2 separate regions of the Homo sapiens genome follow, and region 1 is linked to region 2. A link is an interaction called in ENCODE POLR2A ChIA-PET data of the cell type or tissue named here. Cell type or tissue: CD4-positive, alpha-beta T cell. All regions are shown on one strand. Each heading gives the region's core, and the rest is flanking DNA. Links, peaks and the distances in the headings are about the cores only. Region 1 overlaps SFMBT1 (Scm like with four mbt domains 1). Region 2 overlaps SFMBT1 (Scm like with four mbt domains 1).

What was found. Peaks named below come from ENCODE experiments on the same cell type or tissue, not always from the same donor. Only the 100,000 strongest peaks of a DNase experiment are listed, where the experiment ranks them.
Region 1: POLR2A ChIA-PET joins it to region 2 with 5 read pairs; 4 of 35 experiments call an interaction of 5 or more read pairs at or near these places.

What each region holds. Positions count from the first base shown.
Region 1 is chr3:53,028,809-53,044,162 of GRCh38, forward strand. The region is part of intron 1 of SFMBT1 (Scm like with four mbt domains 1); the gene reads right to left. Among named protein-coding and RNA genes, the nearest start is that of SFMBT1, 9.6 kb to the right of the region's middle. RefSeq lists enhancers at 2,059-2,593, 8,098-8,267. In CD4-positive, alpha-beta T cell, for the core only: no CTCF peak of the experiment used is centred there; no DNase peak of the experiment used is centred there; H3K27ac peaks cover 1,609 bases.
Region 2 is chr3:52,907,476-52,922,829 of GRCh38, forward strand. SFMBT1 (Scm like with four mbt domains 1) reads right to left here. Exons shown (of 21, transcript NM_016329.4): 11 at 14,230-14,356; 12 at 13,062-13,175; 13 at 11,009-11,051; 14 at 8,675-8,739; 15 at 6,003-6,142; 16 at 5,063-5,172; 17 at 3,528-3,703; 18 at 80-258. Among named protein-coding and RNA genes, the nearest start is that of STIMATE-MUSTN1, 18 kb to the left of the region's middle. In CD4-positive, alpha-beta T cell, for the core only: no CTCF peak of the experiment used is centred there; no DNase peak of the experiment used is centred there.

The DNA.
Region 1 (15,354 bases), core at 3,960-7,959, 120 kb after region 2:
AAGTACTCTCAGAGGGGACCTGCCTGCCTGTCACTGGCTTGGTGTGAACACTCTCTGAGCAAGTCACAAGAGTTATGGGCTAGGCCGGGCGCGGTAGCTCATGCCTATAATCCCAGCACTTTGGGAGGCCAAGACAGGCAGATCACAAGGTCAGGAGCTTGAGAAGATCCTGACTAACACGGTGAAACCCCGTCTCTTCTAAAAATACAAAAAAATTAGCCAGGCATGGTGGCGGGCGCCTGTAGTCCCAGCTACTCGGGAGGCTGAGGCAGGAGAATGGCATGAACCCGGGAGGCGGAGCTTGCAGTGAGCCGAGATGCACCACTGCACTCCAGCCTGGGCGACAGAGCGAGACTCCGTCTCAAAAAAAAAAAAAAAAAAAAAAAGTCATGGGCTAGAAATGTACTACCATGGGGGAGAAAAAGAATAGACTACCACAAATTGTCACACTTTTTAGGAAAATATTTTACAGAAAATGGCAGTATGCAGAGCGTTATTGAAGGGTTATAAATATATTCTCTGAGGGGTATTCTGAAGTTCTTTTAATGAAGGATAATAACTAAGAGCTTGGGCTACAAAGGCATATACAACACTGTAAGATTCAACTACAGAATGCTTCAAGATTCCAAACTCAGTTTCTTTAGAAATTCTGCGCCAGAACAGGAGCAGCATTTTTAAAATTCCTTACCAAGTAGCCCAGGTAAAAACCAACTTTTAAAAACTTAGCTATATTTCTGCCAATGTACAAAAGAATACCACCCAAATACAGAAATTGATACAATTTGTTAATCCTTGCTGCTGCAATTTTCTCAAAACGAAAATACAAAAGCAAAGTATCTGAATTCATAACAAGCAGCATACATTCAGGCCTTAGGCTTCAAAAGCATGGTCAACACCTCAGTAGTCTGAAGACATCTTCAGATGCTTTAGTCTCCCAAGACTCAGCTGGGGATTCTGCCTATGCCATCCCCTCTGCAACATGTGGTGGGTGGAGGGTGGGGAGAATGGGGGTGGTAGAAGGCCTCTCCACGACTCTCTACCTCCAACTCCTCTTACTCCACTGCACCCAGTTCCTCTACCCTTGGCATCTTGGGGGCAGGGAGGCTGGAGAACAGTCTACCCCCACAAATACACTAACTTAGAAAAAAAAACACTTTTAAGTGTTTAGTATTAGAAATACTAACTTAGAAAAAAAAACCAGTTTAAATATTAGAAAACTTTTCTTAATCCAAGCAAATTCAATTATCATTAGTCTATGGTACTGTTTGCAGCAGCAAAAAAAAACCCAAAATATAAATAAATATGGAAACAAATAAATATGGTGCATCCATGCAATAAACTACTAGGCAACCATTAAAAGAATGCAGCAGATCTATGTGTACTTGGATATATCCAAGATATTTTCAGTGAAAAGAGCGAAGTGCAAAACAATGTCTAAAATATATCACCATTTGAGTTTTTTTAATATGGATGCGGAAATATATGATTTACACACATAGAATGTTTCTATAAAAATACAAAAGAAACTGGGAATAATAGTGGCCTACAGAAGGGACTGAGGAACTAGGGGTTTCAGTAAAAAGGAATACACTCTTTTTTGATATTCAAAAAAAAATTTTACTATGTATGTGTATCCCTGTTTAAAATGTTTTAAAGGCGTACTTAAGTCTGTGATGATGATTTTAAAAAATAAAGCAACAGAAGAAAAAGTAATGCCTATTAAAAGCAATCTCATTTTTCTTAACTATTTCTAAAGTCTTTGTGGCACAATTTGAATTCAGTAAAACAGGGGAGACTGGAGGGATTGGGAGTTTGGAGAGGTCCCTTTCACCCTCCTCCTTTAAAATTACAGTAACTTTCAACTGGCCATAATGCAAAAAAAAAAAAAAAAAAAAAAATCTACTTGCTTCTCCAACAAAAATATTTGGCTCCATTGTAACCAACATTTAAAAGATACAAATACATTAGCAAGTCTGTGACTAAAGTTCAATTACATTTTATATGCTAATATGAAATGCTAATCATATTTTTTATGAGTCAACAGTTTTACATAAGATTATTTTGTTTCTAAACTAACAACTTTAGAATTACTGAAGCATCCAAATTACCTAAACTCACTCCAGTCAAGCATCAGTTCAGTAAAAAACTAAAGGGTTTTCCCCCATAGCTTCAAAATTCCCAATCTTCTCCATTTCCAAGCATGATGCGGGGCAGGGGCAAGGGAGATGGCAGGCAAAGCCTAAGCCTGTCCAACCCTCTTCAGACTCTGTAGATGGCTCCTCCTGGTTTCAGGGATCCCAACTCCTCATATAGATACAGCCATCATCAGCAATCCCACATTAAGTGCATTGATTCCATTAACAACAGTGGGAGGCAAGTGGCTCCACTGGCTTGGATTCTGAAGCTCAACCTGTGGCCCATGCACCTGCGAATAACAACAGGCTCTCTCATCAGTCACACAGGGCAAAGGAAGTGGAGCTGCCCCACCCCACACCCACACAGAACCAGACTGCTGATTGCCTCTTTGTAACTACTGCCACAAAAAGTAAAGCAAATGCCCTGCAATTGGATTTTTACTAATGGAAATGCATTTGTCGAGAATCCAAAGATGCTCAGTTATCTCGGAAAAAAAGTTATAACATGATCTTCAAAAATGAAGATGAGGAAAGGCATTTTGCCAACTTAAAACATTCATCAAAATAGATATTTAAAGCAGCAAAATATGACAAAATACTAGTTTCTCATTTTTTAAAAACCTGAACATTCAGAACTAAAACTATAACACTGTAAAAAAAAAAAAGTGTCCAGGGATAGGAAAAAAATATTTCTTAATCATGTATAAATTGGTTATTTATTCATACCTCCATTTACATACACATATTTGCCAGGTGCTCAGTACCAGGATGCCATGGTGATTAAAAGACAGACACAGTCCCTACCTTCAGAGCTTACAATAGTAAATGAACACAAGGAATAATGCATTGGTGTATAGTTTATCTCTCCCACAAGGGACAATTAGGAAAAACATCCTGGGAGTAGGTTCACAGGTTTTAATATTCTCTATAGAGTGGCTTTAAAGCATTTTATGATAAATTAAAATTAAAATATTAAAATGAGCTAAAAATAGAATATTTCTTATAGTGAAAAGTGTCACTAAGAAAATCAATGGTGAGAAAAAAGTGCCTCTGGAATGGAGGTAAGGATGTCTAGGGAAGGCTTTGCTGAGCTGAACCCTCCATGATCAAAAGGAACTAAATGTAACAAACTTGATGTCCAGCCAGCTGGATACAATGGCTCATGCCTGTAATCCCAGCACTTTCAGAGCCCAAGGCGAGTGGAATGTTTGAGGTCAGGGGTTCAAGACCAGCCTGGACAACATGGCAAAACCCTATCTCTACTAAAAATATAAAAGGTAGCTGAGCATGGTGGTACATGCCTATGGTTCCAGCTACTTGGGAGGCTGATGTGGGAGGATCTCTTGAGCCCAGGAGGCGGAGGCTGCAGTGAGCCGGGATCACACCCCTGCACTCCAGCCTGGGTGACAGAGCGAGACCCTGTCTCAGAAAAATAAAAATAAATAAAAATTGATATCCTTGGGATGGACAGAAGACCCATATGGGAAAGCAAGTGGAAAAGTGGTAGAGGTGGGCAGGGAACAAGAAACAAAGTATTGTAGGCCACACAAGAAGTTTGGATTTTATTCTAATTACGATGGAAAGCCACTGGCAGCCTCTAAGCCTGGAAATGACAAGATGAGATCTCATTAAACATAATCATTTCTTGTTTAGAACATAATACATTTTCAAATAGGAATAACATTATAAGTGGATATGTTGCAGTATTGCTTCCATGCATTCATTCAGCTATAATTTATTTAGTGTCTACTCTGTGCTAGGTTGTGTGCAAGGTACTAACTAGGAATAAAACAGCATCTCTGACCTTGAGTTCACAGTTTAGTAGAGATGAGAAACACTGAACAAACAATCACAATTGTAATATTTACAACAGTGGAATATGTGGAATGCTGTGAGTGCCCAGAGCAAAGGGTGGTTAATGCAACCTGAGGGAGTCCAGGAGGGAAGGCTTCACAGAAGCCCTGGGCCTTAAAGGACAAACAGGGATTTCTTTAGCAGAACATTCCCCCCACACCTAAGCCTCTGATAGAATACAAGAAAATTTGGGGCCTACCAAAGACTCTGCCTTTTGAAGTATTTATGGGCCAGGTGCAAGAGCTCATGCCTATAATCCCAGTGCTCTGGGAAGCTGAGGTAGGAGGATCGTTTGAGGCCAGGAGTTTGAGACCAGCCTGGGCAACAGAGCAAGACCCTGCTTCTACAAAATTTTTTAATAAAATTTGCTTTTTTTTTTTTGAGATGGAGTCTTGCTCTGTCGCCCAGGCTGGAGTGCAGTGGCGCAATCTCGGCTCACTGCAGTCTCCGCCTCCCAGGTTCCGGCAATTCTCCTGCCTCAGCCTCCCAAGTAGCTGGGATTACAGGCACACATCACCACGCCCAGCTAACTTTTGTATTTTTAGTAGAGACGGGGTTTCACCATGTTGGCCAGGCTGGTCTCAAATGCCTGACCTCAAGTGATCCACCCGCCTCGGCCTCCCAAAGTGCTGGGACTGCAGGTGTGAGCCGCCGCGCCCGGCCCAACATTTTTTTAATACTAACTTTTTTTGCAGCCATTTTTACCCCCCTCAACTACAAGCTTTTATCAAAATTTTGAAAGAGATTTTGAAAAAATTCCAAATACTCTCTACTTAGATTCAAAAATTTTAAATTTCCTAATTATCTTTCTATATACACAAAGATTTATACACACACACGTATTTTATGAGCCATCTGAAAATGCTGAGGATATCATACCTCACCCTCTAAACTCTTCAGCTTGCATCTCCCAAGAATAAGCACATTCTCCTTTATGTATAACTACAATGCCATTATCACACCAAAAAAGACAAAAAAAAAAAAAAAATCACCCTGGCGCAGTGGCTCACGCCTGTAATCCCAGCAGTTTGAGAGGCCAAGGCAGGCGGGTCACCTGAGGTCAGGAGCTCGAGACCAGCCTGATCAACATGGAGAAACCCTGTCTCTACTAAAAATAAAAAAATTAGCGGGGTGTGGTGGCGCATGCCTGTAATCCCAGCTACTTGGGAGGCTGAGGCAGGAGAACTGCTTGAACCCAGGAGGCGGAGGTTGCGGTGAGCCGAGATGGCGCCATTGCACTCCAGCCTGGGCAACAAGAGCAAAACTCTGTCTCCAAAAAAAAAAAAAAAAAAAAAAAAATCAACAATTCCTTAATATCATCTATTATCAGGTACTTCTTTTTAAATACAAAGGACTTTGTTGAAATTTTATTGAAGGAATGTGTTTTAATAAACTGGTTAGATTTATTACTTGCATTGCATTTTGACATTTTTAAAATGTAATAATACTTTATAAAATTTAAGTTAAGGAATCTTTCCTTGGCAAGATTCATCACTGGCACGGGCATGGTAGCTCATGCGTATAATCCCAACACTGTGGGAGGCCCAGGCGGGCAGATCACTTGAGGTCAGGAGTTTGAGACCAGCCTGACCAACATGGTGAAATCCCATCTCTACTAAAAATACAAAAATTAGCTGGGTGTGGTGGTGCGTGCCTGTCTATAATCCCAGTTGCTCAGGAGGCTGAGGCAGGAGAATCACTTGAACCAGGAGGCGGAGGTTGCAGTGAGCCAAGATCGCACCACTGTACTCCAGCCTGGGTGACAACAGTCTGTTTCAAAAAATAAATAAATTAATTAATTAAAAATAAATTTAAAAAATAAATAAAAATTAAAAACATATTAAAAGAATAATTGTGGGCCAGGCATAGTGGCTCATGCCTATAAACCCAGCATTTTGGGAGGCTGAGGCGGGCAGATCACTTGAGATCACGAGTTCGAGACCAGCTTGGCCAACACGGAGAAACCCCCATCGCTACTAAAAATATAAAAAATTAGCCAGGCGTGGTGGCACGTGCCTGTAATCCCAGCTACTTGGGAGGCTGAGGCAGGAAAACTGCTTGAACCCTGGAGGCAGAGGCTGCAATGAGCCAAGATCGAGCCACTGCACTCCAGTCTGGGCGACAGAGCGAGACTCTGTCTCAAAATAATGATAATAATAATTTTGGTAATCAAATATACCAAAAAGTGTGACAGCGGTCCATGTGAGACTGACATTTTGGGAGCACTGCCTTAGCAGAACAACACCCTAAGCGGATGGAACATGGCAGGAAAGGATTTACAGGAGAGTGGGTTGGTGAGGCTGCAGAGGCCATGAGAGAAGGGAATAAGCTGGACAAATGGACTGGGCCTGAGTGCTTCAAGGATTCCGCATGCCTTCCTGAGGAGTTTGGACTTTACCCGGCCAAATGTGGGATTTTATGTGACTAAAATCAAGTTTGTTTAGAAAGCTCTACTTGGCCTCAGTGCTTCAAGGATTCCGCATGCCTTCCTGAGGAGTTTGGACTTTACCCGGCCAAATGTGGGATTTTATGTGACTAAAATCAAGTTTGTTTAGAAAGCTCTACTTGGCCTCAGTGTAGCTGGATGGATGGGAGAGGTGGGGAAGGTAGGGAGACCATTTGGAAGCAACAGAACAAGGTTTGTATTTTTCACTGCTAATATGTAACATTTTAGTTTTATGGGTTGAATAAGCCTACTACATTGATAAATGAACAAAACAAAAACAGTAAAACTAAACAAAGTTTATCTTGAAAATGTTCATGTTGGTAGAATAGCAACTTTCAAAAGAGTCAGCAGAGACTTAAGTAAATTTTTTTTAAATGGAGTCTCACTCTGTTGCCCAGGCTGGAGTGCAGTGGTGCCATCTCATCTCACTGAAACCCCCACTTGCCAGGTTCAAGTGATTCTCCTGCCTCAGCCTCCCCAGTAGCTGGGATTACAGGCACATGTCACCACGCCCAGCTAATTTTTTATTAAAATTGATGGGGTTTCACTATTTTGGCCAGGCTGGTCTCAAACTCCTGGCCTCAAGTGATCCGCCCACCTCAGCCTCCCAAAATACTGGGATTACAGGCGTGAGCAACCGCACCCGGCCAGAGACGTAAGTAAATTTTGAAAGGAGCCCTTCAGCATTTTTGACAGTCTCAGCATTTGATGAAGCTCTTTTTAATATCTAGTTTCACTTTCCAAGGTGTCTTTCCTTTTCCTTGGCAAGGTTCATCACTGGCACTAGTTTTACATTTATCAGTCACAATCAAAATTTAAATTTCCAAAGGAAGGAAGTGGGGTACAGAATAGATAAAATGGTTTAAAACATAGAGCATGCCCTCAAAGCAGTGCTGACAGCAACTCTGAGGAGCTCCATTTATGCAGAATCCACTGGGAAGGCTGCCCCAAGAGCCAGCCGCCAGTCCTGCCTGGGAGGAGAGGGAAGCAGAGAATGTCCAGCTATCCTGCCGTGGGACAGGATGCTGGCCCTTCACCCCTACTCCACTAGGAGGACTCTCATTTTATTTTACTTATCGGGCTTCCTAGAAAGATTTCATTTGAACAAAGGGTTCCACAACTTTAAAAACACTTGAAAACCAAGGAGTCAGAACTGTACGTTCTAACTCCAAGGCTGGCAATTGAAGAATAAGACCTCAAGTCCCACAGGAAAGCTCCCAGTGGACAAAACAAACACCATCGCTGAGGAGCAATGTAAAGAAAGAGACCTGGGCAAACAGGCCCACTAGAGGACTGGCGTCTTTGGGGTAGAAGGAGAAATTCTATTTTGGACCTGTGGATTCTGAGATGCCAGTGTGGCACCCAACTTGGAAGCCCAACGGGCAGGGATGTAGGGGTCTTAGAGGAGCACAGGAGCTAGACAAACTCTAAATGTGGACAACTTCATTGAGAGAGATGTAAATAGAAAGAAGGGAAGGTCTTAAAAGGTTACAGAAGGCAAAGACAGAAAGGTCTGCCTCAAGACAGGTCTTTCTGGAGAACCTGAATTCTCCTCCAAGGTAGTCTATATCCAGGAGCAGAGAGAGGCACTGGCTGGAAGGCTGCAGGTGGCTTACGGGGCCACAGAAGGGAAAGAGGGAAAGAACAAAGTGGATTGGCTAGGGAGCAGCTCAAAGATTAGACAGTGGGTCCAGGCCTGATGGGGCTGGGACTCTGGGAGAAAATGAAGGTCACAATGAGATAAAAGACGAGGCATAGGGAGAACAGGGAATCCTCTGAAGGAGGCTGTAGAGAACCCAACATTTCACCAGCACACTATTCCGGAAAGCACTCCTGTCAGACAAAGTCAATAGAAAGCCAAAAACAGGAGTAAAAGTCAATGGCTAGGAGAGGAGCTAGGGTGAGGGCAGTTGTGTCTTACCGCCCTGACTGGCTGCGGGATCATGCAGCCCTCCTCAAGCACTTGCTGCAGAAAAGGAAGACTCTCCCTAGAAGGGGAGGCCAGAAGAGACCACCCAGCCCTCTGCTTCCCTTGTCATAGCCATTCCTGAGAATGGAGCCTGACAACAAAGAAAGTCATTTGAAGCTCTTCTCTGTTGATTGAGGAGCCCAATTGAATACTTACAGGAAAACTGGGTACAGATAATGCCTAGGAGAAGATCTAAGCCTGTTTCCCAATTTGCATATGGTGTTATTCATATTAACGATAAAGAAAACTACGTATTTTTAAGTGCAACTATAACTTGATTGAGGACTGGAAAGCCAACATTAAAAGAGAAATAAAATTAAATTAATATTAATTACATTAAGAGATCAAGGGATTCAGATGTTTTAATACCATCATAAACACCTATAACAACAATAATACACCCGAAGTTTCTCAAATTTCTATCTTTAGCTAGACCACCCAACCCTGCTCATTTTGCTCAATGATAAAAATGAAAACCAGGCTGGGCATAGTGGCTCATGCCTGTAATCCCAGCACTTTGGGAAGCTGAGGCTAGAGAATCACTTGAGGCCAGAAGTTTTGAGACCAGGTTGGACAACACTGAGAGACCCCATCTCTACAAAAAATGTTTTAAAGGCCCGGCGCAGTGGCTCACACCTGTAATCTCAGCACTTTAGGAGGCCAAGGCGGATGGATCGCCTGAGGTCAGGGGTTCAAGACCAGCCTGGCCAACATGATGAAACCCTGTCTCTACCAAAAAATACAAAAAATTAGCCAGGCATGGTGGCAGGCACCTGTAATCCCAGCTACTCGGGAGGCTGAGGTAGTAGAATCACTTGAAACCAGGAGGCGGAGGTGGCCAAGATTGCACCGCTGCACTCCAGCCTGGGCAACAAGAGCAAAACTTTGTCTCAAAAAAAAAATGTTTTAAAAAATTAGCCAGGTGCTGGGGCATGCACCTGTAGTCCTAGCTACTCAGGAGGCTGAGGCAGGAGAAGTGCTTGAGCCCAGGCACTCCAGTTTAGACAACTGTCTCCTACCCTGTATCTCCTCCCCTAACCATTGACTTTTACTACCGTGGCTCTATGCTCTATTAGACAACATCATGCCAAAGAAACTGATACTTTCTCAGAAAAGCCTTACTAACTCTAGGAAACAACTAACCATTCTTAAGAATTGAATAGTAACACAACGCACAATAAAAATCAGGCTTCATGACATTTACTGTCTATTCTTCAATGGTTTCCAGAAAGTCAAAAACATCCTTGCCATGAAGAAAGGACAGTAATTAAGAGATGGCCTCCCCCCGGTAACAAACAGTATTAGGAAACTCATCCCACATTTACTACATTAATACAGCCATTAAAAATAATAATGGAGGAAAATATAACTCTTTAACCATTCTGAAAGTACATACCTGCTCAACTCTCTATTACCCTTAACTGTCAAACCTGCTTTCTCTCCAACCAGGATTGGACATCTATATTTCACAAATACAGAATTAAAGTGATACAGCAAATCTAAAATACAAAGCATTAATTAGGTGGTATCATTATTATGTAAGTCATTAAGCCTTTTTAAACACGTACTAGTTTTCTATCAATACAGAAACAAGAGTGAAATATGGCAAAACCTCAACTAACCAGAACAGCTGGGGATTGAGTCACTGAATATGCCTTTCAGATAGGTGAAGGCTTATTTACAATTCTGAACACACATATTTTTTTGGTTAACTGTTCTGGACGACATGCTTTGACACAGGCCCACACCACGAATGTCAGTGATCACACAGTAAGATGGCATCCTGAGACCCAAAAGGCCTTACTCCTTACTCAATGTTACCCTGGACTCCTGCAACCTTTGCTTTTATGTTCTCCTTGTCTTCCACCCTGCTGTCACAATCTGCTCTGTTTCTTTTGTTCGAATAAGCAAGTGTGCCCAAACTGTATCTAAGGACAAGGTACCTGGTTCTCTAGGCTCTGCTGGGCACATACGGAGTTCTTCCAAGGGAGGTAAACAAATCCTAGCAAACAGTATTCTGTGACCTGACCTCCACTTTACCTGCTGTGGAAGTCTTTCAAATAATTTACTTCCTCAAAAAAAATTCTGACACATGCTACAACATGGATGAACCTTAAAGACATTATGTTAAGTGAATTAAGGCAATCACAAAAGGATAAATACTGTATGATTCCACTTAGATGAAGTACCTAGAATAGTCAAAATCATAAAGACAGAAAGTAGAACAGTGGTTGTCTAGGGTGGGAGGAGGGGAGTTGGGGAATCCCTGTTTCATGGGTACAGAGTTCCAGTCTGGGAAGATTAAAAAAGTTCTAGAGATGGATGGTGGTAATGGTTACACAACAATGTCAATGTACTTAATGCCACTGACCTGTACGTGTAAAAGTGGTTAAAATGGTACAATTCATGCTATATGTATATAACTTACCACAACCATACGTTTACAGAGTCTCTCTCTGTTGCCCAAGCTGGAGTGCAGTGATGTCATCTCAGCTCACTGCAACCCCCACCTCCTGGGTTCAAGCAATTCTCCTGCCTCAGCTTCCCAAGCAGCTGGGACTACAGGTGTCCGCCACCACACCTGGCTAATTTTGGTATACTTTTTTTTTATTTGATTTCATTTAAGTTCCAGGATACATGTGCAGGATGCGCAGGTTTGTTACATATAAACATTTTTAATAATAAAAATTTATATCCTCATTATATATCACTATGTTCTAGACAGGCAATATGCTAAGTGCATTGGTGTGATCACCATCTAACCACTCCAAGAGGGTTATTTTATGACGCAAGTCAAAATGAGACCAAAAGGTATCTTAAAGTTACAATTCAAAATTACCATATACTATTTTTAACACAGAAAAAGCATATTTTAGAAGAACCGATCCTTAAGAAAGAACACTAGAAAAAACTGAGAGACAGGAAAGCACTCTAGTCTGGGGAGCAAATTAATGTGAACAGAAATGAAGAACCAGTGGCAGCCCATGGGCAGCCTTACTACTGAGCAAATATTCCATAGTAGCCACCTCAAATGCTTTTTTAAAAACTCTTCAGGGTATAAAAAATAATAATTTGGAATTCAAATCTGAGTACTTGTTGGCTAACACTTTAAATTGAATATCAGCAAGAAAAACTCCTGAGGCATTTTAGTAATTGCTAAATTTCTCATCCCAGCTCATGTTGTCATTCCAAATGTGTGACTGTCCCACACTTTCAACTGCCAACAAACCACCTTCCAACTCTCATCTAAGATCCTCTCCAAATACCATCTCAGACAGAACCCAAGTTTCCCAGATAAACAGATACTGACACTTAACAACCCTATCTGCCCCACATCAGTTTAATAATTAACCTTTCTCTAGACTAAGCAAAAACATCAAAAAAGAACCAATGCACCAGACCAGTATGCCAGTTAAAAAAAAAAAAAAAGACCCAATGCACACAGTACTGTGCATCATGTTGGAAATATCACCTTATAGCCTCTCTCTGCATAGTGACATGCTTGGCTCACTGAAGTTACTCAACTGTTCAAACCACAGAGTTCAACAGGTACTTAACACATCATTTAACACACAATATACAGACTACTTTTTTTTTTGTTTTTATTTATTTTTTTGAGACAGGGTCTCGCTATGTCACCAGGCTGAAGGGGTGTGATCACAGCCCACTGCAACGTCTGTCTCCCTGGCTCAAGAGATATACCTGCCTCAGCCTCCCGAGTAGCTGAGACTACAGGCATGCACCAAGACACCTGAATTTTTTTTTTTTTTTTTTTTTTTTTTTTTTTTTTTGTAGAGACAGGGCTTCCCTATGTTGTCCAGGCTGGTATCAAACTCCTGGACTCCAGAGATCTGCCTGCCTTGGTCTCCCAAAATGCTGGGATTACAGGTGTAAGTCACTGCGCCCGGCCTATTTTTTGTTTTTAAATAAATTCCTTGAGTGACTGCCTGAAGACAAAAGAGAACTAAATAAGGTTATAAACATCCTCTTGAATAAAAGAAAGAATAATTACATACACGTTTTCAGGTGTCTCTGAGTTAGAGGAAAAGGTTTACAATCAAATCATTAAGACTTATGCAGTGAAGTCATATGATTTTTCTATTAATAATGTGTCAGTGTTCTTATCCTTCCTCCCCCTTTTGAAAAGTTTAAACATGAATCTGCAACAACCTGACCACATTCTTTCTATTTTAAATCATTTTCCGCGAGGCGCGGGGGCTCATGCCTGTAATCCCAGCACTTTGGGAGGCCAAGGAGGGTGGATCACCTGAGATCAGGAGTTCAAGACTAGCCTGACCAACATGGTGAAACCCCATCTTTACTAAAAATACCAAAATTAGCCAGGAATGGTGGTGCATGCCCATAATCCCAGCTACTTGGGAGGCTGAGGCAGGAGAATTGCTTGAACCCAGGAGGCAGAGGTTGCAGTGAGCCATGATCGTGCCATTGCACTCCAGCCTGGGCAACAAGAGTAAAAGTCTGTCTCAAAAAAAAAAAAAAAAAAAAAAAAAAAAAAAAATTCTTTTCCAATGAGGTTAGTATCCCCTGAAGAATGGGAGACTCCTATCAAAATCCCACTCCCCAAACTCTAATGGTTTAAAATCTCGCAAGTAACCAAAATCCCCACACACTTTTATCCCATTTAATAACTATGTATATACAGAAATATTATTTTCAAATACAAAATATCCCAGTTAGGTAACGAATGCTATATACTAAAAGAAAAATACTCTGCCATAAGGAAGTTGTATCATTTACTCATTACAAGTTCTTTTATTTTATGTTATTCCAAAATATTGGTTATAAGCCAAATAATCCAAGAAAGCAAAATTTTGGAAAATTATAAGAGAAAAAATGTAACATTAAAAATATTAAAGATGTAAAATGTCTGCCTAAATAATGGCCTTTTGGTTTTTGGACTGTATCTATTTACTTAATGTGAACATAACATGACGCCAAAATAAAAAGCCAATGAAGTTTGTATAGTTCATCTTTTCTACAGACTTTAGAGTTAAATGATACCTGCTGCTACACCACCATTCCACAGCTAAACCCAGTCTAGGTATCACTGTGAAAGCAAAAGTATACTACAGAAGCAGGAAGATTATGGATAGGCAAATCATACTGGGTTGGTTGGTTTGTTTTTTGAGACAGTGTCACTCTGTTACCCAGGCTGGAGTGCAGCAGTGCAATCATAGCTCACTGCAGCCTCGAACTCCTGGGCTCAAAGGATCCTCCCACCTCAGCCTCCTGAAGAGCTGGGACTATAGGTGCCCACCACCGCGCCTGGCTAATTTTTTTATTTTTTTGGAGACACAGGGTCTCCCTTTTCTTTCATCCAGGCTGGCCTCGAACTCCTGGTCTCAAGCGATCCTCTTGCCTAGCCTCCCAAAGTGCTGGGATTATAGGCGTGAGCCACTGTGCCTAGCCAGCAATCATTTTTAAAAGGAAAAATCTGAGTTTACAACAAAACAGCAAAAAAAGGAAATTCCCTTTCATTGTGTATTTTGTTTCTCGTGTATCTCTTTAGTTGCTTCTCTTAAAAATGTAATAGATTTTAAATTAAACAATCTGATCACATAAAAGTCAAGAAATTTAAAAAGAGCCACAAAAAGAAACAATGTATCAATAATAGCTAAGTCATCAATTACTCTCTTGGCTAATGAGGCTGTGAATCTTGGGTGGAGTGACCAAATCCAGCTTAGTTGCTGGTCAGTCAGTTGGCTGGCTAGCTTAACACGGGAAAGACAGAATTATTCAGCGAAATCATTTCACAAAAGAAAACCTTTTAACTTTGTGGACTATTCCCCATGGATCCCTACACCACAGGCCTTAGAACATTCCCAACTTTTATCACACAGATATCTTTGCAGTAAAAAACACAAGCCTTTGTTAGGAACTAACAAAATAAGAATTCACTTACAACATCTAACCCATCTCCTTTACAGTAGGAACAAGAAAAGGCACAAGACGACATTGGTGAAGGAAATGCAAATTGTTGCAGCATTTGCTTCAGTGGAGAATATTTAAAAGTCCACCTTCCTAGAAAGAGGGTTAATAAAAAAAAAAAGGTATCTTAGTCATGCTGATTTTTTTAATCACACCTGACATAATTTTTAGTTAACCTTTTGTTTTTGCTTTCATTGTTGCACTTTAAATGATTTGATAAACCAGCTGACTATCCTGTATATATAAGTCAACTGCTGTCATTGAAAAGGTTGTTAAAGCTTTACGCACACATTCTTAATTCACTTAACTTTAAGAAACCAATTTTCATTCAATTTTCTCAGCAAATTCTAGGCATTAAGAAACTGATTCATCTACTGACACCTTAAACTCTAACTTGTTAGGAAAATTCATGATTCATTCTTCAAATCTGTTGTCTACAAATATATAGTACCTATATTCTAAAAATGGGAAGTCATAGATTAATACCATTGTCTGTGAACATAAGGACTCCCAAGAACTACCAATCGTAACCTGCAAAGTATTGCCCCCACTGAAAAGTGACCTTCTAAGAAGTTCCTCAGGACAGAATTTTAAGTTATTCTGGATTACAAAAACCCTAAGAATCATTATAAAAGCAAAGGGTCATGGCCAACACGGCCATAACTCCAAGTTTACATACAAGCTATCCTCAGTTTGTTAGTATTGCCCCTTTAACCCTCAAAAGGGTCCTGTTTTGAGGCAAAACTCATCTGTGGTGACAGAAGTCAGAATTGTGGTTGCCTTGGGGAGGGGGAATGTGTTTACTGAATGGAAAGGATACAAGGCCTGAAAATGTTCCATATCTTGATCTGAGTGTGGTTATCAGGGCATATACATATATAAAAAGTCATTGAATTGTACCCTTAAGATCTTTCGGTAGGTTATACATACCTCCATAAAAATACATTGTTAAAAATCTATTCAAATAATCATATAAAACCATTCTGGATCTAGCTACCAAG
Region 2 (15,354 bases), core at 5,438-9,437:
TGCAGGTATTCTGTGTCCATACTATAAAGCAGTGGTCACTTGGCTTCAAGACATTACAGGCACATCACAGATCTCATACCTGGGGAGAGCCCGCTGGGGTATTATCAACAGATGCAGAGGAGCGTTTCTTCTTATGAACAAAAACATTTTTCCGCCTCTTTCTCCTCTTACTGGCTTTTTTCAGGGCACAAGCTAAGTTACTATGCCCACCAGGTGGCCTCCCAATTCTTTTATTTTTCTTCTTTCCGTAATAGTGTGCTAAATGTGGATGACAAAGAAAAATGAAGTAGCTTCATTATTTTTGTGTACCTCAAAACCACAAGAGATTTTATTAGCATAGCAAAAAACAGGTACATTGTATTTGATTGGGGTTTAAATTCCATAGAGTGGAATAAACAGATCTGAAGTGCACGGTTTGACTAGTACTGAATGATCCCTCCATATCAAAGTATATAGAACATCTTCAACCCAGAAAGCTCCCATGGTCCCTTCCCAGTCAGTACCCCTTACTAGAAGCAGCCACTATTCTAAACACTATCACTATAGATTAGCTTTGCCTCTATGGAACCACACAGTAAGCACTTTTTTGTGTGTGACTTTTTTTTTTTTTTTTTTTTGAGATGGAGTCTTGCTCTGTCGCCAGGCTGGAGTGGAGTGGCACGATCTCGGCTCACTGCAACCTCTGCCTCCCAGGTTCAAGCAATTCATCTGCCTCAGCCTCCTGAGTAGCTGGGATTACAGGCACACACCACCATGCCCGGCTAATTTTTATACTTTTAGTAGAGACGGGGTTTCACCATGTTGGCCAGGATGGTTTCAATCTCTTGACCTCATGATCTGCCCGCCTTGGCCTCCCAAAGTGCTGGGATTACAGGCATGAGCCACCACGTCCAGCAGCCATGTGTGACTTCTTCTACTAGGCATAATGTTTTTGAGTCGTGTGTTTTATTATATGTTTCTTTTCTATTTGGATATCTGGTTGTACCAGTGCTATTTGTTAAAAAGAATTTCCTTTCTCCCTTAAATTTCTTCATCTCTCTTGTTGAAAATCATTTAACCATGTTAAGTTTGGCTCTATTTCTGGACCCTGTGGTCTGTCCCATTGTTCTATTTTTTTGAGACAGAGTCTGTCACCCAGGCTGGAGTGCAGTGGCGTGATCTTGGCTCACTGCAACCTCCACCGCCTGGGTTCATGTGATTCTCCTGCCTCAGCCTCCTGAGTAGCTGGGACTACAGGCGTCTGCCACCACACGCCCAGCTAATTTGTGTATTTTCACTAGAGACGGGGTTTCACCATGTTGGTCAGGCTGGTCTTGAACTCCTGACCTCAGGTGATCTGCCTGCCTCGGCCTCCCAAAGTGCTGGGACTACAGGTGTGAGCCACCGCACCCGGCTTGACTATTCTTTAATGCCACACTCTTGATTATTATAACTTTATGGTTAAAAAAAGAGAGAGACTAAGTCTTCCAACTTTATTCTTTTTTCCAAATTGTTTCAGCTATTCTAGATCCTCTGCATTTTCATATAAATTTTAGAATATACATTCCAGAAATGAAACATACATATTCTAGCTGAGTTATGTATTAAAGTAATATCAAAATATAATACAATTTTGTGAAAAAAATGGAAATTTTCTAAAGGATACGAATCCATTTGACATCATTCAAATTACTAACTGGGAAAAATTATAACTGTCCTTCTAAATTCTAGGCTAATTTCAACTATATTATTGTGAAAGATAAATTCAGACAAAAGGCACAATAAAATCCACATATCTTCCCCTCACATATCTTCCTTCAGAGTAGTGTGCTTATATATGCATTTACATGAATAGTATTTTTCACTCAGCTCCTAATAATTGCAGTTTCCTAAACTAAGTGCTGAGTCTGATACAAGAAGCTAAGATAATTCCTACTCTTAAGGAGTTTACAATCCAATAAATATAAATAGAAACTAGAAGGTTAGACTTATAAGATTTTGTAATTTAAATACTGATTAGAAAGCTCGTCATACTAAGTATGGACCTTGGATCAATAGCATCAGTGGCATCTGGGAACTTGTTGGAAATGCAGATAGATACTCAGGACCCAGATACCCACAGACCTGATACATCAGAAGCTCCATTTTAACAAGATCCTTCAGTGATCTGCATGCACTATAGTTTAAGAGGCACAGATCCCTAAAAGAAATCTTTCCATTTTAACAAGGTAAAAATCCTCCTCTGTAGTGATTCTCCCAAGTGACATAGGGCTTGTAGGATTTAAGGAAAGGTAGGATCAGAATTTTGTCTTTGGGTGGCAATGCCTTGACAAGGCTCCAAATTGTAAATTTCATCCTATGTGACCCCTGCCCCAGTTTCTCAAAGAAGATAAGCAAGGACAGCGAATAGGTGCTATGACAGTTCAAGGTGAGGTTGCAACTACCTCCTCTCCTATTTCCACCTCCCCAACTAGTGTGGCTTCATTGCTGCTCTTCAGAGACACTAAGCAAGCTTCTGCCTCAAGCCTGTGCCCTTGATGCCCCCTCCCCAGAACACTCCCACCCAGCTCTCTGCACAGCTGGCTCCTGTTTCCTTCAAGGTGTTACCTGTCAGAAAGACTTCCCTGACCCCTTGCATAAACAGCACCCCACCTCCCAGCCTTCCTCACTGTCCTATTTTGCTTGCCCACCTTGCTTCACTGTTCCCCACAGTATTTCTCTAAATACTGACCCCTCTCTAAATTTCTTCCCTTGTTTGTTATCTGTCTCCCACATTAAAGGTAAACTCACTGAGGATAGGAATTTGTTTTCTTTATTGTTGTATCCCAGTGCTAGAGCAGCATAAGCACACAATGAGCACAAAATATATACTTGCAGATTGTATGAATGAATTACATATCCTATTAGATACAATAACTAATTTATATACATGCTATATATAAAAGTTGGCACACTAAAGCCCATGAGTCAAGTCTGGCCCATGACCTGTTTTGGTATAGCCCCCAAGCCAAAAATTACCCTTACATTTTTTAAAGGGTTCTTTTTTTTTGGAGACACAGAGTCTCGTTTTGTCACCCAGGCTGGAGTGCAGTGGCGCAATCTCAGCTCACTGCAACCTTCATCTCCCGCTTTCAAGTGATTCTCCTGCCTCAGCCTCCCAAGCAGCTGGGATTACGGGCAGGTGCCACCACACCCAGCTAGTTTTTCTATTTTTAGTAGAGACGGGGTTTCACCATGTTGGCCAGACTGGTCTCGAACTCCTGACCTCAAGTGATCCGCCTGCCTCGGCCTCCCAAAGTGCTGGGATTACAGGCATGAGCCACCACACCCGGCCAAAAGGGTTCTTAAAAAATGAAAACACAACACATAGAAAAAGAATATGTGACAGAAAGCATATGACCCACAACATGAAATATTTATCATCTGGCCCTTTACAGAAGAAGTTCGTGTGCCTCTGCTATATATGAATGTCTGTAAAGTAAAAAACTTTCCAAGATGTAAGGTATGGTCAGCTGCTATGGTTAACACATTGGAAAAACATGACTCACTGTATTTGGTCTTTGTAAGTACAGAACAGTTCTCAGAACACTTATCCAGAACCATCCGTGGACCGAAGAGGTTAGGACAGCATTCCAGTTTGATACAGGTTTGCCGGCAGAATTCAGTCACCCGATCTGCTGTTTTCACTATCTCAACAGTAGCCCGATAACTCTTTCCTTTATATCTGCCATTGGAAGACATCAGATGCCAAATATATTGGGCTAATGATTACCCAGAGAAAAATCAAACATATTAATACACCTAAAAAATATTTTTGCTTCTTGGAATATTCTATGTCCTTTATAGTTCAAGGGCCCTGAAAACAACAAGGAAGTTCTGCATATTGAACTTAAATCAAATTAAATCTGGTAAGCTATGACAACTAAAAGCTGAGTTATTTAAATTAGCAAAATTAAGCTCCTGCTTTCTGTTCCTAAGTTAAGGTTTTCAAATAGTAATTTCACTAACTGCTCTAAAAAGAAAAGTGACTTTTCACTAAGTCTTTCTTTACCCTTGGCAGTGATCCTCAGACTGTTATCCAAGGACCAGTATGACCTGCCAATTGCCTGCCATCCATCCATGACAAGATCAGAAAGCAAGAGTACCTGTTTATAACCTTTCACAGTAATTTGAAAAAGTAATTTTATGTCTCTTACATCTAATAACAAAAATTGTTCTTGCATTTTTATGTCTTAAATTTCTTATTTCCTTTTTGTTTTTGAGATAGAGTCTCGCTCTGTCACCCAGGCTGGATGAAGTGCAGTGGCATGATCTCAGCTCACTGCAACCTCCGCCTCCCAGGTCAAGAGATTCTCCTGCCTCAGCCTCCCAAGTAGCTGGGATTACAGGCACACACCACGACACCTGGCTAATTTTTGTATTTTGAGTAGAGACAGGGTTTCACTATGTTGGCCAGGCTGGTCTTGAACTCCTGACCTCAGGTGATCCGCCCACCTCAGCCTCCCAGAGTGCTAGGATTAGGGGCGTGAGCCACGGTGCCCGGTCTTAAATTTCGTATTTCTTATAATTCATTCTATCATATTTTATAAATGTATTGATCCATGAAAGAATGGAAATCTAAAAAAGAAAAACAAGCCTGGGCCTTCACCACAAATAGCTGAAAAAGCCCTGCCTAAGGAAACATAAGGCTTCTGATATTATCCACAGAACTGATTCTGTGAATTTTTTTTGTTGTTTTTTGTTTGAGACAGAATCTCCCTCTGTCACCCAGGCTACAATGTAGTGGCACGATCTCAGCTCACTGCAACCTCCACCTCCTGGGTTCAAGCAATCCTCCTGCCTCAGCCTCCCAAGTAGCTGGGATTACAGGCGTGTGCACCGTGTCTGGCTAATTTTTGTATTTTTAGTAGAGACAGGGTTTCATCATGTTGACCAGGCTGGTCTTGAACTCCTGACCTTGTGATCCGCCCGCCTCGGCCTCCCAAAGTGCTGGGATTACAGGTGTGAGCCACTGTGCCACGCCGATTCTGTGACTTTTTAAAGACAAGTAAAAGTAAAGAGTAAAAACAAGTAGTCCACTCACTTGGCTTTTAGGACTTCCCCACATCCGTGCCACACAGAGTCTTTGTCCAGCTGGAGCTCCCGAAGGACACGGCTGGGTTTGTAGGCTGCATTGATAAGTAAAGTGAGGACCTGAGCTCAGTTTTAAAGCAGAAACACAGATTGGGAAGGAGAAAAGCAGACCATTAGAATCTTGTCATCTCTTCCTTAAAATGTTAAGATTATTTAGGAGGTTAAATTCTAGTCATATGAATTAACAAATGTTAACAAAATAATAGTATCAGAGATATTACAGCCACCCAAAGGTGCAGATAAGAGAGTAACCAGATCCTTTTCAACATTTTTTAAATGTTACGGTCAGGAAAAAAACAGGTACCATGATTTTCAAATTGCTCCAGAACATGCTTCCAAATGCTTTCCCAGCCACGGTACACACAGAAAATTATATTTGTTTGGACCACTGTGTAGACAGCTGAGCCTTCTTGTGGCTGGAGGAGTCTGGTCCAGACGCTCTGGCTTCCCCAGATCCTGACTTGCCACCCTGAGGGCTGAAAGGTCTCTTATCTGTTACTTGCAGCATATCACACTGGCTGGGAAGAACAGAAAGCCCAGCAGATGTGTAGCTTTATCACGGTCGCTAGGTTAATGCCACATAGCCACGGCCTTTCAGTCATAGAGTAACCTCACAGTTCACTTTTGTATAGTTCTCTTCTGGTCTCTGACAGAAGACCTTTCTACCCTGACAGAGGTGAACCTGCTGTGTGAAGAGTTGTTTACGTGAATGTTTCCTAGGGAGGAGAAATAATTACATACCCTCTTCACTGTCCAAAACATGAGAAAAGTTAGTAACTTTTGATAAAACCTAGAACTGTCACATCTATGGCATGTGGCTCCCTGTAGAAATGACCATAGGAGAATGCTGTGAAATTTCCAAGTTATTTTGCTCTAGGCCAGAACCTTACCTCTCTAAGGACCAGAACACAGTTCCCAGGTCCTACACATTGAGGCAGCTCAGCAATTCTTCCTTTGTTAAGATATGGCCCTGAGAAGCAACGGTGGTTGAAGTATATCTTTGGACAGCAATATTTTCCATTAATCATAACTGGGAAATGAAGAAAAACAAATATTCAAAACAGTCATTCTCTACCCCACGTTTCCAAAGCTGAACTGCCAGGGAAGAAAAACGAAGCACATGTACCATTATATTAATATAAAGTTTGGAATTACTTATTTTGAAGCTTAACATGTTGTCTGAGAATGCTCTTAAGTAACTTACAGAGCTTATCACTCTGCTGAAATCAAAGAGGGTCCTGAATTAACATGCTGATTAGTTCCTAGGTTACTGCAAAATTGATAGAAGAACCCTATCTTCTATTAATAAAGAAAGTGGAGGGTGTATTTTAAGAACACATGAGGATTCTGGATGATCAATGATTTCTTTTCCAGGTCTTCAAAAACCAACTTTCAATCATCTATTCTGGAATATTTATAGAAATTGTTGAATATTATTGAGAATTAGTTTGTCTCCTAAAAACCACCAAACTAATATGTTGGCAGCCTTTGATGTTGTGAGAGCAATCCCATCTCTGAGATTTCTCAGAGGGCTAAAAGTATGCTGTGACCACATCTCTAAGTTTTTTTTGTACTGTGGGGTATAACTGGGTCTGGAGACCCTTTTCTTCAACTATTTGTCTGTATCAATACTGTCCTTCAATTTAATGTTTTTAAAAAATCCCCTCATAGTGGTAGGCATGTCAGCTGTTGAATGTAAAAAATTCAAAGACACTAAAATACTGCTATAAAGCACAGAGAAGCTCTTCTAATAGATATGCCTGTTAATCCAATGTTAAGGAAAGATATGCGCACACTGCCCATTGTTGATAGGATCCTGCAGTTCATAATGTTTTCTCTTTAATTAAGAATAGTCACAGCCAGGTGTTGTGGCTCATGCCCGTAATCCCAGCAATTTGGGAGGCCAACGGGGGAGCACATCGCTTGAGTCCAGTTTGAGACCAGCCTGGGTAACACAGTGAAGCCCCATCTCTACAAAAAACAAAAACAAAAACAAAAACAAAAAAATCAGCCACATGTGGTGGCATATGCCTGTAGTCCCAGCTACTCGGGAGGCTGATGTAGGAGGACAGCTTGAGCCCAGGAGGTGGAGGTTGCAGTGAGCTGATATCACTGCACTGCACTCCAGCCTGGATGACACAGCGAGACCCTGTCTCAAAACAAAACAAAACAAAAAAACGATGGTCTATCATAGTGGCCAGTATGCTGGTGCTCACATTTCCAGTTGAACCCTGCAACCCAAATGCCTCTTTTCAGAATTAAGGCACTCATACCCCTGCTGCTGGGTATGTTGGCAGCTTACAGTTCCCAGTTTTATGTCTATTCTGGAATCACCCTGAACTGGGTACTGCTCTCAGCAGGAGAGGGCCACCTTGCCCCTTGTGAGGTGGGGAGGGAGCAGTGGCTTACTTCCAATAACTGGTCAGTAAAGTGTGGCCACCACACCTGAATTAGGATCAACTCTGAGTGGTTAGATCAGCTTCAGGGCTCCCAGTGGAACTAGAAGAAACTTCTGTTGCAACTGCATCATGGTTCAACTTATCTCTCTGCCCAATCCTACTTCCTTTACTCCTTCTAAGGAGCTGTTCCCAAAAATACTCCCCAATGAAACTCCTGAATGCATATGTCAGAGTCTCAGACTCTGTTTCCCAGGGAACCTGACCTATGACAAAACCCAAACCAAAAGGCCTTGGCTGAGGTTGTGCAGAAGATATTAATGTCTTAAATTCTGTGGTTTCAGTAGGCATTCGAATGGCCAGGAAAGCATCAAAAGCAAGGAGTTACACAGTCCTAACCCTCTATGTACAAATGATGTAATGAAAAGGCAGTAGGTACAAGAGACGGAAGTACGGGTTTCTAATTTGTGAAAGACTTCAGTTTCATTTCTGGTCTTTCTACTCATAAGCTGTGTGATCTCTCTGAGCTTCGATTTCTCTTCTAGGCATTTACTAAATATCACCCAAATGCGCAATCTGTGCTAGAATACACACAGCCAGGATGCTAAACATTACACAACAAGCACGTGGAAGTTAAGAATAGTTCAAGAGAGGACCCTGGACAAAAGGCTTGAACCTCCAGCAAGGATTTTTCTCTCATTTATCAGGCATTAATTGCCTCTGGGACAATTTCTTTTTCCATTGCTTTATTTTTTTCACATAAACTGTGAAATTTATATACAAAGTATGCATATCATAAAAAAGGGTTTTAAAAAGAATAAACTTCTACCTCTCAACCATCTAGCTTAAGAAAGAACACTGCCTGGAAAACTTCAGGTTCTTTAGCTAAAGTCAAGGATGGTAACATTGGCCTTCTGAGCCGTTGGCACACAACGGTTGATCAGTAAAGAATAGCTACAATTATTAGAAATGGACGGAACTATCAGCCTAGAGATGATTATTAAACTAAACACATCTTAGACAGTTATAACTCTAAAGTCACAATTAAGAGACCCCTCTATGAAGACACATACTATACATCAAATGTACTGTTTTAAGTTATTTTCAGATATAGTCCATTAAAAGAAACTAAGTCTTCTTTTCCTTAAGATGACATGTGCTTATACCTGACTCTGTGGAGTTCAGCTCCTGATTCCTCAGGCCCTCGTGGACAGTCCTCGAGGATGGTACTCTGGGTCAAGAAAACACAGTAAAATAGTGAGATAATTCTTAAGATCAGTAAAGTGTGAGGCTTAGTTTCCTTCAAATCTAAGAAGAAAGCAAATGTGGCATGTTCGCAAAATCTGTAACAGAAGGTACTCCCTTGATGATACTTTTTTTTTTTTTTTTTTTTTTTAAAAGAACAAGGCTGGATGCGGTGGCTCACGCGTAATCCCAGCACTTTGGGAGGCTGACGTGGGCGGGTCACAAGGTCAGGAGATTGAGACCATCCTGGCTAACACTGTGAAACCCCGTCTCTACTAAAAATACAAAAAATTAGCTGGGCATGGTGGCAGGCACCTGTAGTCCCAGCTACTAAGGAGGCTGAGGGAGGAGAATGGCGTGAACCCAGGAGGCAGAGCTTGCAGTGAGCCGAGATCGTGCCACTGCACTCCAGCCTAGGCAACAAAGCAGGACTCTGTGTCAAAAAAACCAAACAACAACAACAACAACAACAACAACAAAAAACTACAACAACAAAAAAGAACAATTGTTTTTAAAACTATATATAGGGCATAATGAGCCAATGGACAGTCTGTATATAGCATTGTGATACTACATGTTCAAACTTTCTCTTCATTCACTGGGCAAAAAAATTACAAAATTTCTTGTGAGATGCTTAAATCACAAATAAACTACTCATTTTTCAACAGTCAAAGAACAGAAACTTTATATAGGGTTCGTTTTCTTCGTCCATCAGTTTTCAAATTAAAGACAAATTATGTTATTTAAAAAAAAACAGAGGCTTATTCTGTATGTAGCAATCACTGAAAAAAGGCTAATTTATCTTTTAGAATGCATCCTAACTAAAGCTTTGGATCAGTTTTGGCAACTAAGTCAAGGAAAAATCCAAGGTCAGTCTTTTTTTTCATTGTTACCTCACTTCTCTACTTGGTATAAATGTCTATGGCCTTTCTCTCCACTTCTGTTGTTAGTTTTATTACCCACATAGTTACAAAGGTTTAGGTAGTTATAGAATTTGCTATATACAGAATTGTTTCCTCCTACTCAAATTCATATGTTGAAGCCCTAGTGCTCAGTGTAACTGTATTCGAAGATAGGGCCTTGGGGAAGTAATTAAGATTAAATGAGGTCATAAGGGTAGGCTATAATCCAATAGCATTGATAGCCTTACAGGAAGAGAGGGGTCGGGGGGTGCCGGGGAGAGAAAGATTTTTCCACCATGCAAGGACACAGCCAGAAGACAGCCATCTGCTAGCCAGGGAGAATGCCCTCACTAGGAAGCAATCTACCAGCACCTTGATCTTGGATTTTCCAGCCTCCAGAATGTAAGAAAATAAATTTCTGTGGTTTAAAGCAGGGGTCCCCAACCCCAGGGCCACGGACCAGTACCCGTCTATGGCCTGTTAGGAATGGGGCCGCACAGCAGGCAAGGGAGCATTACGGCCTGAGCTCGGCCTCCTGTCACATCAGCAGCAGCATTAGATTCTCACAGGAGTGTGAACCCCATTGTGAACTGTGCATGTGAGGGATCTAGATTGCATGCCCCTTAGGATAATCTAATGCCTGATGATCTGAGGTGGAACAGTTTCATCCCAAAACCATTCCCCACCCCAGTCTGTAGAAAAACTGTCTTCCACGAAACCGGTCCCTGGTGCCAAAAACGTTGGGGACCGCTGGTTTAAAGCCACCGAGCCTGTGGTATTTTGTATGGCAGCCCCAGCAGATTAATAGAGAATTCAACACCCAATGTTTTAAAACACACATATACACACAGAAACATTTGTACTTTTAAGGTTTGAAGGCACTACTAATTAACTGTTTCTCAAAAGCTGTGTGTGCAGGTATGTTACAAACGAAGAATTTCTTGATGGGCACAAAGCCACTCCTTTGAATGTGCCTTTTCTTTTAGAGCTGTCTTCTACCCCAGCTTTATTTTTTTCCACTGTGACAAATCATACCCTAATTTACAATTTTTGCTCTTCCTTAATGAATACCAGCATGGGCACTCTTATTTTCTTTCTTTTATTCAACTATCTTAAGGCTCTAAAAGCCAAAGAAAACTCAATTTAGACACCATCTTGAGAATGCATTTTACCCTTTTGTATATAATGCCATTTTAGAAAATGCATATACTGCAAAGAGAAGTATACAAATGATCAAATGTTGAATTAAAAAATTATGCTTCCATCTGAGAAAATGAGGAAATATACCCTCTGAAATAGTTATTTTTCTAGATATTCTAACTTGTAAACTGTTCATATTATTACGTTACTTACTGTTTTTCTGGCTGAACCACTGCAATTTTCCTCTGTTTATATACTGTAGAAAGAAAAAAATATATAAATGCCAAGAAAAATAAAAAGACAAAGGAAAATTCATATGTGTATTAAGGTTACATTAGCATATTTAAAACCTGGTTCTGTGTGAGTGTGTGTGTATATATGTGTGTGTGTATATATATATATACACATATATATAGTACTATAAATTAATGCTTATGTCTGAATATCTAGACTGAGGCACATTTTCTTAGTAGGGATCTTTATACAAAGAGCAAAAATAATATTTTCAAGGCTCCCTGGGTCAGTAAGTGTTGGGAAAGCTCAATGAATAAAGTTGGACCCTTACCTCAGATCAGTGGTCCCCAACCTTTTTGGCACCAGGGACTGGCTTCATGGAAGACAATTTTTCCATGGACCAGGGGGTGGGGGGTCATTTCAGGATGAAACTGTTCTACCTCAGATCATCAGGCATTAGATCGTGCAACCTAGATCCCTCACGAGACAGTTCACAATAAGATTCTTGCTCCTATGAGAATCTAATGCCGCCCCGATCTGACAGGAGGTGGAGCTCAGGCACTAATGCTCACTCGCCCGCCACTCACCTCCTGCTGTGTGGTCCCACGGGTTGGGGACCCCTGCCTCATATCATATATAAAACTTAACCCAAAGGGGATCAAAGATCTAAACATAAATGTAAGGGTTAAAACTATAAAACTCTTAGAGAAAGTTTTATAGGAGAAAACTATAAAACTTATTCTTAATAGTCAAAAAATGGAAACAATTCAAATGTCCATCAACTGTTAAATAGATAAACAAAATGTGTCAGATTTATAGCATGGAATATTATTCAGCTATATAAAGGAATAAAGAACGGACACACACTACAACATGGATGAACTCTGAGAGCAGTACACTAAATGAAAGAAGCCAGTCACACAAGACCATGATCCCATTTATGTGAAATGTCTAGAACAGGCAAACCTATGGAGACAGAAAGTAGATTCGTGGATGCTGGAGTGGGGGTTGATTGCTAATGAGTATAGGGTTTCTTTCTGAAATGATGAAAATGTTCTCAATCTGACTATGGTGATAGCTGGTACGTCAATTGTAACACCAGAAAGCTGTTTAAAAAGGGGGAAACTGGGTTGCCACTTTCGAGGTTAGGTTGCAGAAAGACTCTGGCTTCCATCTTCCTCAACCTCTCTTGCTCTCTTGCTTCCTCACTCTGACAGAAGCCAGTTGTCATGTTGTGAGCTGCCTTACGGAGAGGCCCACATGGCAACGAACTAAAGGAAGGCTCCAGCCAACACCCAGCAAGGAGCTCAGGCCCTCAGTCCAAGAGCCCACAAGAAGATGCATTCTTGCTGCTATGGTCTGAATGTTTGTACTCTCCAAAATTCACATTGAAACTTATCCACCAATGTGCTGGTATGAGAAGATGGGGCCTTTGGAAGGTGATCATGTCACAAGGGCAGAACCTTCATGATGCAGATTAGTACTCTTATAAAAGAGATCCACAGAGCTAGTAGTCCCTTCTACCATGTGAGGACACAACGAGAAGGTGCCAACTATGGACCAGGAAATGCACCCTCACCAGAACCTGAATCTGCCAACGCCTGGATCTTGGGCTTCCCAGTCTCCAGAACTGTGAGAGATAAATTTCTGTTATTTATAAACTTCCCAGTGTATGGTATTTTGTTACAGCAGCTAGAATGCACTAAGACACTTGCCAATAATAATCTGTGTAAAGCTGGGAGCAGATCCTCCCCACGTTGAGCCTTGAGATGACTGGAGCCCTGGCTGACACTTTGAGTGCAGCCTGTGAGAGACTCAGATCCAGACGACCCACCTAAGTTGCACCCAAATTCCTGACCCACAGAAACTGTAAGGTATTAAATATTTGTTACAATAAATAATTTCCTATGCAGGAACAGAGAACCAGAATGTCATTTTTTTTCTCTGAAATGTCCAGATTAGTTTTAATTGGCAGCAGCCACACAGAAGATTATTTAACAATCAATCCTCTAACCCAGAAATAGACAGATACCTCGTGCTCGGCGAGGAGTGCTGAGGGGGTGGCCGTTGGTTTCACACCAGCCCAAAGGAAATATATCCATGGATTCCACACTCACAATACATTCAGGTATAGGCTTCTTAGAACCTGTTTAGATTTAAACAAACAAACAAACAAACAAACAAACCTTTTTTTAGACCATTAAATAACCTTCTTCATAAACTATTTTCTAGATAATGTTCTACTCTTATAATAATGCAGACACAAGTCTCTTGACACAGAAGTCATACATTTTCATGTATGATAAACATTATGAAAAAAAACTGTCTTCCATGTAAAACTGTATCAGGACCAAAATGGGTAGAGAATATACAGGGTGACACTTAAGCTAGGGAACAGCAAATAAGAAACTGGAACTACCACTGGTATCATTCAGATGGTTAATAAATATCACAGTCATTTCAGACAAATGGAAACCAAATGGCAAAGGTGACAATTTTACTCAATGAGAACATCAGTTCTGGTACTTCAGGAATAAGCCAGAAAAGAAGAACAGTGAATTCAAATCAGGAAGTGATTTGGCAAGCTGCTGAACAAGGATTGCATAAAAGTCTACATTCGATATTATCCTTGACATCCGCATTAAATGCCAATTCTACAAATCAGAAACAGTAGGTACCTTCTCAAAGTCTGACTATTTGGCAGCAGGATAAAAAAGCTGCTCAGGGCATATATGGTAACCGTAGCACTGAGTACTCACGCAGCGCCTTGCATCCACAAACCTGTCCAATTATTGAATATTACTTTTAGCACAGTTTACCATTTCTACTCTATATACTTTTTGGTTCTATTGGGCTGCAGCAACCAAAATATTATCTCTTCAATAAGCTAGGTGTTAATGTCCATGCTCATATAACTTGGTCACATCAAAATATATGCTATTTGACTTATGTTTTCCCCTTCCAGAAAATAGGGGACTCTGTAGTAAAGAATTTTTATTCATATTCATTTCCTAAAATTTGGAATTTGAAAGCCAAGGACAGGAAAATAAATATTTCGCTTAGAGTCTTGCATTACAAAAGTCTCTGAACAAGATCCCTATTTAACTAATCCATTAAGTTTAACAGGCAACATTACAGGAGTAAACAGGAAGCTCAAAGGAGAGTGGCCACAGGAAGGCTTCTAGAGTGCTGGCACTCACCCTCCAGCTGGAGCCACAGGTAGGAGCCTCTCACTGCAGTGATGGTAGCAACACACACTTCTTCAGGGAGAATGGGGTTCACCGCCTCGAGCTTCATGTTCTCCTTAAATTCATGTTCAGAAATTAACTAGAAAATGAATGAATCAAATCAATTTACTGGATTAACACAGTATTAACTCACGTGCTCAGCTAGAAAACCTTTTTCAAGTAGTACTTAATCCCTAGGTTTAAAGATAACATTTATTTTGCATTGTTTTGCTTTTTAATGAAGCAAAAGGAAAATGTCTGCCTTTCCTGGTGTTATAGGAAGTATACAGGAAGTACACTCTTTGATGTCAGATATTCCTGCATTATTGCTACTTGTATGACCTTGCTCAAGCTGTATAACCTCTTTTTGCCTCAGTTTCTTCACCTGTCAGATGAGGTTGAGAACTCCCATCTGGCTGTGCTATTACAAGGTATCAATGAAATAGTCTCTAAGGTTCTGTGTCCTGAACCAAGTGGCTATCAACACTGTTGACTCACTTCCCCTCATATAAAGCACCCTATCATACCACAAACTGCCTGGTTCATACTTGCATGTGTATCATAAGAGGCAGTTAGGATGAAGAATGTTTATCAACAGTGGGAAAGGGTCATTTAAAACAGAAAAATATCCAGCATCCGTGTCAAAATGGACAACTGAACATCTGCGTTTGAGTGTTCTCTCTTCTGACATCTAACTTAAAAACTAAAGTTGTTTTTGGTTTGCTTCTATTTTGAAGACAAAAACTTAACATCTATCTTAAGATGGATATAACAGGAAAGGAAACAACATTTTATAAGCTAAAATTTAGAACAGGGTCTGGAAACTAAGTTAAAGGTGACTCTAAGCTGGCAGTAAAGAAAGCTAAGAACTGGAAGAACTGCCAGGTACTAGGCAACTGGAGGTAGAGGAGACAGTCAAAACAAGGAGGATTTGTTGAAAACATTTAAGAAACATTTAGGTTATGCCATTGGCTCCTCGACTCCATGCATTAGGGAAACCATTCCTTCCTCTCCCCTACAGAAGGTGAGATTTATCCTCTGGACAGGGTAAAAGAGAAGATGCCTAGGTAAGAGGACACAAGGAACTGCTGAGGGCAT